Regions from separate parts of the Homo sapiens genome. Here all the other regions are linked to region 1. Evidence: chromatin contacts called from ENCODE Hi-C or POLR2A ChIA-PET data. All regions are on one chromosome and are shown on one strand. The core of a region is the stretch at or near the end of the contact, and the rest is flanking DNA. Distances in the headings are between cores, read along the strand shown.

The links. A loop is a pair of places that touch in the nucleus more often than their neighbours do. ChIA-PET counts read pairs that join two places held with the same protein, here RNA polymerase II (POLR2A). Pooled maps may share reads with other maps.
Region 2: a map of endothelial cell of umbilical vein shows a loop between it and region 1 (7-fold over the local background). The contact joins the promoter of TMEM248 here to the enhancer-like site in region 1. A Hi-C loop is called at or near these places in 2 of 168 maps with a recorded cell type or tissue (chondrocyte and endothelial cell of umbilical vein) and 6 of 50 pooled maps. POLR2A ChIA-PET finds 5 or more read pairs at or near these places in 2 of 52 experiments (HEK293 and WTC11).
Region 3: a pooled map shows a loop between it and region 1 (2.9-fold over the local background). The contact joins two enhancer-like sites. A Hi-C loop is called at or near these places in 2 of 50 pooled maps. POLR2A ChIA-PET finds 5 or more read pairs at or near these places in 4 of 52 experiments (HEK293T, activated CD8-positive, alpha-beta memory T cell, activated T-cell and 1 more).

The regions. Positions count from the first base shown.
Region 1 is chr7:66,557,668-66,560,333 of GRCh38, forward strand. It overlaps the pseudogene RABGEF1P1 and the pseudogene SAPCD2P3. Among named protein-coding and RNA genes, the nearest start is that of LINC03011, 65 kb to the left of the region's middle. RefSeq lists enhancers at 1-664, 665-1,480 and silencers at 60-169, 1,507-1,739. Within about 2 kb of position 1,309, at least 2 of the 41 ENCODE cell types and tissues checked have a DNase peak (open chromatin) inside an H3K27ac peak, as active enhancers do.
Region 2 is chr7:66,919,918-66,922,583 of GRCh38, forward strand. TMEM248 (transmembrane protein 248) reads left to right here and starts at 1,308. Exons shown (of 7, transcript NM_017994.5): 1 at 1,308-1,544. RefSeq lists a silencer at 1,350-1,599.
Region 3 is chr7:66,876,411-66,879,076 of GRCh38, forward strand. It overlaps the pseudogene GTF2IP23. Among named protein-coding and RNA genes, the nearest start is that of LINC02604, 26 kb to the right of the region's middle. Within about 2 kb of position 1,326, at least 2 of the 41 ENCODE cell types and tissues checked have a DNase peak (open chromatin) inside an H3K27ac peak, as active enhancers do.

The DNA.
Region 1 (2,666 bases), core at 59-2,558:
TTCCAGCGGTGCTGCTCTGGGTCCCATCTCCAGGGAAAGGCAATGCTCACGCCGGGCTGCACTTCCGACAATGGCCAGTAGAGGGGGGCCGGGCAGCTCTGATGCGGCGCTGAGGCTGCGCCCGAGACCAGGGGTGCAAGGACAGCTTCCTCCCCTCAACCAGGGCACCAGGACAGGTGGCTGTCACTAGGACAGGGGCAGATGGAGGGGGTGGGGATGGCCTCTAAGCAGGGGGTGCCCGCCTGGCAGGGGAGCCCCAGGAATGGTGGTCGGACTTCGGGTCCCGGCCAAGGCAGAGAGAATGGCTGCAGCAGATTGCGGGGTGGGGGGGGCCAGGCAGGTGAGAGCTTAGCCTGCATATGCCTCCCGCAGACCCCGGTGTGATGGCCTTCCTCACCCTGGCCAGGACGCTGTCCCCTGTTGAGTCCCACAGAACAACCTGTGAGCCTGGCTCCCCAGGAGGGGGTTCAGCCCAGGCCCCCAGGCACATCGTAGGCAGAGCCTGCCCCCCCACCCCAACTCAGGATTCCCAAGGTCTGGGGTCCTGCTCACTCCCCACCCCCGTTTCCTCCCACACTCAGCCTGACCCCAGGTTTCAGCGGGGAGAGGCCACTTCCCTCAGCCAAGGAAAACGAGAACCCCCAGAGTACAAGAGGAGGCTGGGGCAGGTCCCCTTGAGTGTCACTCCCTGCACCCCCTGCCTAGGCCCACTCCCGCTGGTGCTGGGGTTTGCACTGGTGGAGGGGGCCCCTGCTCAGCCCATCCTGGAGGGTCCCAGTGCCACCAGAGCTAGGGGCATGGCAACATCAAGGATGGTCCAGGGCCCCCCGATGCAGGATCAGTGTGTGGGGTGCAGGGCCCCCCAATGCGGGGTCAGTGTGTGGGGGGCGCAGGGACCCCTCGTGCCCAGGGCACTTTGGGGCACTGTCCCACAAGGCAACCCTGTCTCAGAGGAGGGGTCCTGGCAGACAGCACGGCAACTCCTTTCCAGAACCCAGCTCCACGCTAACCTGCCCACAGCAACCCCTCAGAGCCACATCCCCTGCTGCATCTGGCCTGCAGGGGTGTCCCAGGACACGCCCAAACCAGCCCAGCGTGCAACTGCCCTCCTACCCTGAGGATGGGAGTGAGCTTTCCAGGGGACATAAGGACGCCAGGCCTGGATCTTCTGGGCAGGAAAGGGAGTGGGTCCTGAAGGACTGTGCCCCACAGCCCTAGCACCACAGCCCCAGCACCAGGTGGACTGCAGCGCAGTGGGTTGGCCAGCGGCAGCCCGGGAGAAGCCGCCACCCCCGTCAGCAGGCTGGAGACAGCCCATTAGGGCCTCAATCACGTCTACCTTTGAGGGTGCCTGCCATGCCCTGGGAGATCCTGGCATCTTTACAGGACTGGAAGCAGGAGACAGAAGAGTGTCTGCCCCGGGCTGGCAGACGGTTTGAATGGTGAGTAAGACAGGGTTTTATTGAGTGAAAAGGAAGAAAAGGGGGAAAGAAGGACTCTCACAAGGCCAGAGTCTCTGCTACAGTGCTTCCTGCCAGCAGCTAGAATCCCAGGTTCTACACAGAAAGAAGAGGGGCCAGGCTCCTCCCTGCTACAAAAGACTGCGCCACTTCCCGAAGCTCCACCCCAGTGCACAGGCCGGTTGGAGTTTTTCCGGGGGGCTCCACCCCAGTGTACAGGCCGGTTGGGGTTTTTCCCAGGACCCCTTCCCACCTAGCAGTCTCACCATGACCAGCTCATTCTTTTTGCTATATCTACATATTCTTAAATAGATTTAATGCATGTTTTGATAATTTACATGTTTTGTGGACATTTCTATTTATCTAACCCACTGAATCCTTTTTGGTAGCTTTGTAACATTCCATTATATTAACTGACTTATTTGACTCTCTACCACTGTGCATTTGGGTTGCTTCCCCTCTTTTCACTGTTGTGCACTGCAGCTATAAATAATTTTGTAAGGACTATCTTCTTTTGGGTTACTTCTCTGCGATACATTTCCAAAAGTGGTATTAACCGCTTAATAAGAATAAATAGGTCGGGCGCGGTGGCTCGCAACTGTAATCCCAGCACTTTGGGAGGCTGAGGCGGGTGGATCATGAGGTCAGGAGATCGAGACCATCCTGGCTAACACAGTGAAACCCCGTCTCTACTAAAAACACAAAAAATTAGCCAGGCGTGGTGGCGGGCGCCTGTAGTCCCAGCTACTCCGGAGGCTGAGGCAGGAGAATGGTGTGAACCTGGGAGGTGGAGCTTGCGGTGTGCCGAGATCGCACCACTGCATTCCAGCCTGGGTGACAGAGCGAGACTCTATCTCAAAAAACAAAAAAAAACAAAAAACAAAAAAGAATCAATGTTATAGCACTAAGTGTCTATTGCTAGCCACACTCCTCAGAAACTCGGTGCACACTGTCATTAACCACGTGTACGCGCTTATTTCCCTATGGCCCTTACAACATTGGGCTTGATAATTTTCATTTCGTTTTACTGATTTTATAGGTGTAATATATGTATTTATTCCTCACTTTCTGCCAAAGAATATTTAAAGTCTATTTAAAAGATAAATGCAATTCAGCATAACAGACTAGAAAATAAAAAGAATAACAACTGTAATACCAATGCTCTGGGAGGATGAGGGAGAATATCGATTGAGCCTAGGAACTCGA
Region 2 (2,666 bases), core at 58-2,557, 360 kb after region 1:
GCTTGGGTGACAGAGCAAGACCTTGTCTCAAAAGCAAGAACAACAAAACTTTATTACCTTTAAAGCACCCTGTACTCCTCCCCCATCCCATTCCCCTAACACTTAACATGAAGTTTATACATCTTTTTCTCATGCTTCATGTCAGTTCAAACAATTATGTATGCATCTCTAAACAATATGTTATGAACTTGCCTGTTTTGAATTTTACATAATGGAAATATGTAGCAGTGTACCATTTTGTGATTTGGTCCCTGCCAATATAGTCTGCAATTGACTACCATAATTGTGTGAGCTGTATTAAATAATTTTCACTGGTCTTTTGTACCCGATTAAACACGAAGATGGGCCAGGCGTGGCAGCTCACACCTGTAATCCCAGATCCTCCCGAGGTGGGAGGATCACTTGGGTCCAGTAGTTCGAGACCAGCTTGAGTAACATAGGGAGACCCTGTCTCTACAAAAACAAACCAAACCATGAATATATCAAAGTTGGTTTTTACATTTGACTGTATGGACATCTGCTTTTTCTCCCCAATTTTTAGTGAGTCATACTGCTGCTAAAAACATTGGTGTTGCTATGAGCATTATTTTGTCTACTTGTGCATAGGTGCAACTGTTTCTCCAGGGTAATATATTCTCAAGAGAGGATGTGTATATCTTTAAGTGTACTGCATAATGCCAAATTACTTTGCAAAGTGATTGTACAAAATTATACTTTAAAAATTTTCATTTTCATTTTATTTTATTTATAAATAGAGTCAGAGACTCCCTATGTTACCCAGGCTGGTCTGGAACTCCAGGACTCAAGCGATCCTCCTGCCTTGGCCTCCCAAAGTGCTGAGATTACAGGCCTGAGCCACCGCGCCTGGTCCAAAATTACATGTTTATCAGCAGTGATTAATATACAAGCACATCAACAGACACACGCATAGCACACACATGAGCATGCACACGTGTGCGCACTCCCTACACATCTACGCATGCACACACCCATACCATCACACACCACACACGCGCACACAGATGCACATACATGCACTCACTGCACACACCGTTGTACACGATGCACACTACAAGCCACATACACGCACTACGCACACACGCACACGCACAACACCAGACCGGCACACAGACCCATAAACGTCCATCACGCACTCCACGCACGTCCGCATGCACGCTACCCGTCCCGGAAGCGTGGTCTCCGCCGCCTGCCTCTGACGAAGCTTGTCCCGGCCGCGCCACCGTCGGACGCCCGGGGTCGGAGGTCACGGCGGCGTTGGAGGTGGCGTGGTTTTTTTTTTTTTTTTCACCCGGAAACCGCGGTTGCCGGAGCCCGAACTGAGGCGGCGGCGGGAGCCCGGTTGGCGTCTGGTCTTCGCGTCGGCCCCGCGGAGCCAGACGCTGCCCCCGGCGCGGGGAGAAGATGGTGCCTAGCGGCCTCGGGCCCGCCACGCGCCGCCACGAGTGAGCCCAGCGCGACCGCGGGCGTCCGCCGAGCAGCTGGCCCGGCTGGGCCCGGGGCGCGCAGCTGCCCGCCGGGGCGGGGTGAGCCGGGGCTGGAGGGCGGGCTGGGGTCGGGCCCAGTCGGGGCTGCCCGCGGGGCCGGGAGCGGGGAGCGTGCTGGTCGGGAGCGGCTCCTCCGCCGGCTTTTTTCACCGCTTCTCAGGGTGCAGACCCCGCCCCAACTGCTGGCGGGGGTCGCCCAGCATCGGCCGACCTCGGCCTGGTCCCCCCACACTGGGGTTTGCCCACTCGCGTCCCCCGAGCCAGGGTTCCCTGCCGGCCTTGGAGATGGCGGGACTTCCCACGTCTGGAGCCGAGGCCTGGATAATTCGGATTTGGCACGGGAAACATCTTGGTCGTTTGCCATTTTTCGGCTTTGGGGAGTGTTTGCGTTTCTTCTCCGTTTGGCAGTGAAACACATCTCAGAAAGGTGGGAGGGAGAGACTCACGTACGTCCACAAAGTTAAATGGCATAGTGGTGTTCCCTGTGTCAAGCTTGGTAAATATCCGGAATGGGGTGGATTCTTTCTTCATGTTTTTAATAAAATGAGGAGTGATCGCAAGGTAATCTAGAGGCATGTAGTTTCAGTTCCCTTGATGGGGACCATCAGAAATAAAACCAGGCTTGTTGTGCTGTTTTGAGTCGTTTGAACGCCGTACCCATCGGACAGCTGGTGAGGAGGCCTTTGTGGAAGAATCTGATGTCTGAGTTTAGTTCTCAACTAGCAGGTGACAGCCCTCACTGGCTGATGAATGGTGAGCTTCTCTGAAGCCTGCTTTGTAAAGATTGTGGCTTCCGCCTGAACTGCTTCTTTCCTGCCTCAAAGGTGAGCCGCTACGGGAGGGAATGGGAAGAAAAACTCCGAGACTGCTGATGAATATGTGATAAAGTGGTTTGTCTCGATAGCACCATCAGCTTGGGTCAGCTTAGGGTCTCAGCATGTGTATCTCATTTGTAGATGAGTGTTCCATCAGCGCTTGACCGATAAGGGTGTCCATCTACTTCCTCTTTTCATCTAGGGATTCTGACAGGAAATAGACCTGTCGCGCACCTAAGGTATACTTAGGTGTGCATTGACCCTAAGTGCATTTACTCTCTAGGATTAAGGATTTGGAGTTTCAACTTGTAGTGAAGATTCTGGGAGAATTCCTGTGGCCTGAATC
Region 3 (2,666 bases), core at 76-2,575, 320 kb after region 1:
GTGATTCTCCTGCCTCGGCCTCCTGAGTAGCTGGGATTACAGTCATGTGCCATCATAGCCGGCTAATTTTTTGTATTTTTAGTAGAGACAGGGTTTCACCGTGTTAGCCAGGATAGTCTCGATCTCCTGACCTCAGGTGATCCACCTGCCTTGGCCTCCCAAACTATTGGGATTATAGGTGTGAGCCACCGCGCCCAGCCAAAGTCAGCTTTTTAAAGGGTTGCACAGCACTGCATATGCTACTTAAAATGAGATTATTATTCTTCATTCTTAGAATCCCAGTTAGTTTTATTGGTTGATAAATTCCCAGTTACTCGTACTCACAAGCACAACATTGATGATGAGTCTGACATATTTTTTTTTTCTTTTTTTTTTTAATTGATCATTCTTGGGTGTTTCTCACAGAGGGGGATTTGGCAGGGTCACAGGACAATAGTGGAGGGAAGGTCAGCAGATAAACAAGTGAACAAAGGTCTCTGGTTTTCCTAGGCAGAGGACCCTGAGGCCTTCCGCAGTGTTTGTGTCCCTGGGTACTTGAGATTAGGGAGTGGTGATGACTCTTAAGGAGCATGCTGCCTTCAAGCATCTGTTTAACAAAGCACATCTTGCACCGCCCTTAATCCATTCAACCTTGAGTGGATACAGCACATGTTTCAGAGAGCACAGGGTTGGGGGTAAGGTCACAGATCAACAGGATCCCAAGGCAGAAGAATTTTTCTTAGTACAGAACAAAATGAAAAGTCTCCCATGTCTACCTCCTTCCACACAGACACGGCAACCATCCGATTTCTCAATCTTTTCCCCACCTTTCCCCCCTTTCTATTCCACAAAACCGCCATTGTCATCATGGCCCGTTCTCAATGAGCTGTTGGGTACACCTCCCAGACGGGGTGGTGGCCAGGCAGAGGGGCTCCTCACTTCCCAGTAGGGGCGGCCGGGCAGAGGCGCCCCTCACCTCCCGGACGGGGCGGAGTCTGACATCTTTTCGTAACTCAAGAATCATTAGTATGACTGCCCCATGGAGGCATACTGCTCTCTCTCAGGTTTATTTCAATAATAAAACCTTTGGAAATTTTAATAGTGAAACCTACTTAAGGCCCTTTGCTCAAGAAGTCAGAATCACTGATCACTGCAATTACTCCCATGGCAGCTATAGAGCAACTTAACAGGATAATAGTGAATAAGATAAATTACACTTCAGATTCTTAATGGATTGATGTGCAAAAGTATATAAGGGAAGATGAGTGTGGGAGAGGAGTGCCTTTCAAATTTCTGCACACAGCAATAAAATAGGGAACTGGGCCATTGTAGCCATTACTGTTAGGGATTAGTCATCTAGTAACAAGCTCTGGGGCTCAGTGGTGGGTAGCACATCCTGTTTATTATAGACAACAAATTGGGTTAATTCTCTTGTTTGTGTGTCTCTGTGGAGGGGTTGGAAATTCTAGGTGATTTGCTAATTGTCTGATTTAGAATACTCCCCTTTCTACTAAATAATTAGTGTCTTTGGTGTGAAAATAGGGAGGCAGACCAGTTTTACAAATAGCTGCTGGCCTGGAGAATAACAGTTTCTACCAAGTGAGTGGTTAAAAAAGGCAGCCTGGAAAAATAACTGTGGGATGGTAAGTGTTTCTTATTTTCAAGGCTAACATAAGTTCTTCCTATGTGTTGGGGATGGAGGAGGGGATGGGTCGGTTAAGAAGTGAGTACAGTGCTTGCTTTTGCTTTGAGTGTCCCTCAATTTGTGTTTAGGAAAGAAGAGTGAGTATGTGGTTATATGGGTAGGGGGTGGGCCAGGGAAGGGGCCCAAGGTAGGAAATTCAGGAGACTTCACTGTAGTTCCACCCTTAGGGATATCCTTGGCACCTGGTCACATTATGGATGCCTCACCGTCTGCTGGGTATCAATTTTTTTTTTCTTTAGAGATGGAGTTTCACTCTTGTTGCCCTGGCTGGGGTGAAATGGTGCAATCTTGGCTCACTGCAATCTCCACCTCCTGGGTTCAAAGGATTCTCCTGCCTCAGCCTTCCGAGTAGCTGGAATTACAGGCATGTGCCACCACACCTGACTAATTTTGTATTTTTACTAGAGACGGGCTTTCTCCATGTTGGTCAGGCTGTTCTTAAACTCCCGACCTCAGGTGACCTGCCCGCCTTGGCCTCCCAAAGTGCTAAGATTACAGGCGTGAGCCACCTCGCCCAGCCAATCACAATTTTAAAAAACCACCATAGCCTAGTTAATGATGCTTATTAGCTTATTGCCACTAATCATTGTGCACACTCACTTCCTATATCAGAGTCTTTAAACTGCCCAATTTTTTTTTTTTTTCAGATGGAGTCTTGTTCTGTCGCCCAGGCTAGAGTACAGTGGCACAATCTTGGCTCACTGCAACATCTGCCTTCTGGGTTCAAGGGATTCTCGTGCCTCAGCCTCCCGAGCAGCTGGGATTGCAGGCATCCACCATCACGCCCAGCTAATTTTTGTATTTTTTAGTAGAGACGGGGTTTTACTATGTTGGTCAGTCTGGTCTCAAACTCATGACCTCAAGTAATCTGCCCACCTCCGCCTCCCAAAGTGCTGAGATTACAGGCGTGAGCCACCGTGCCCAACTTAAACTGCCCAATTTTAAGGGAACAATTGGGAAAACACTTGTTTAAAAAGGAAAT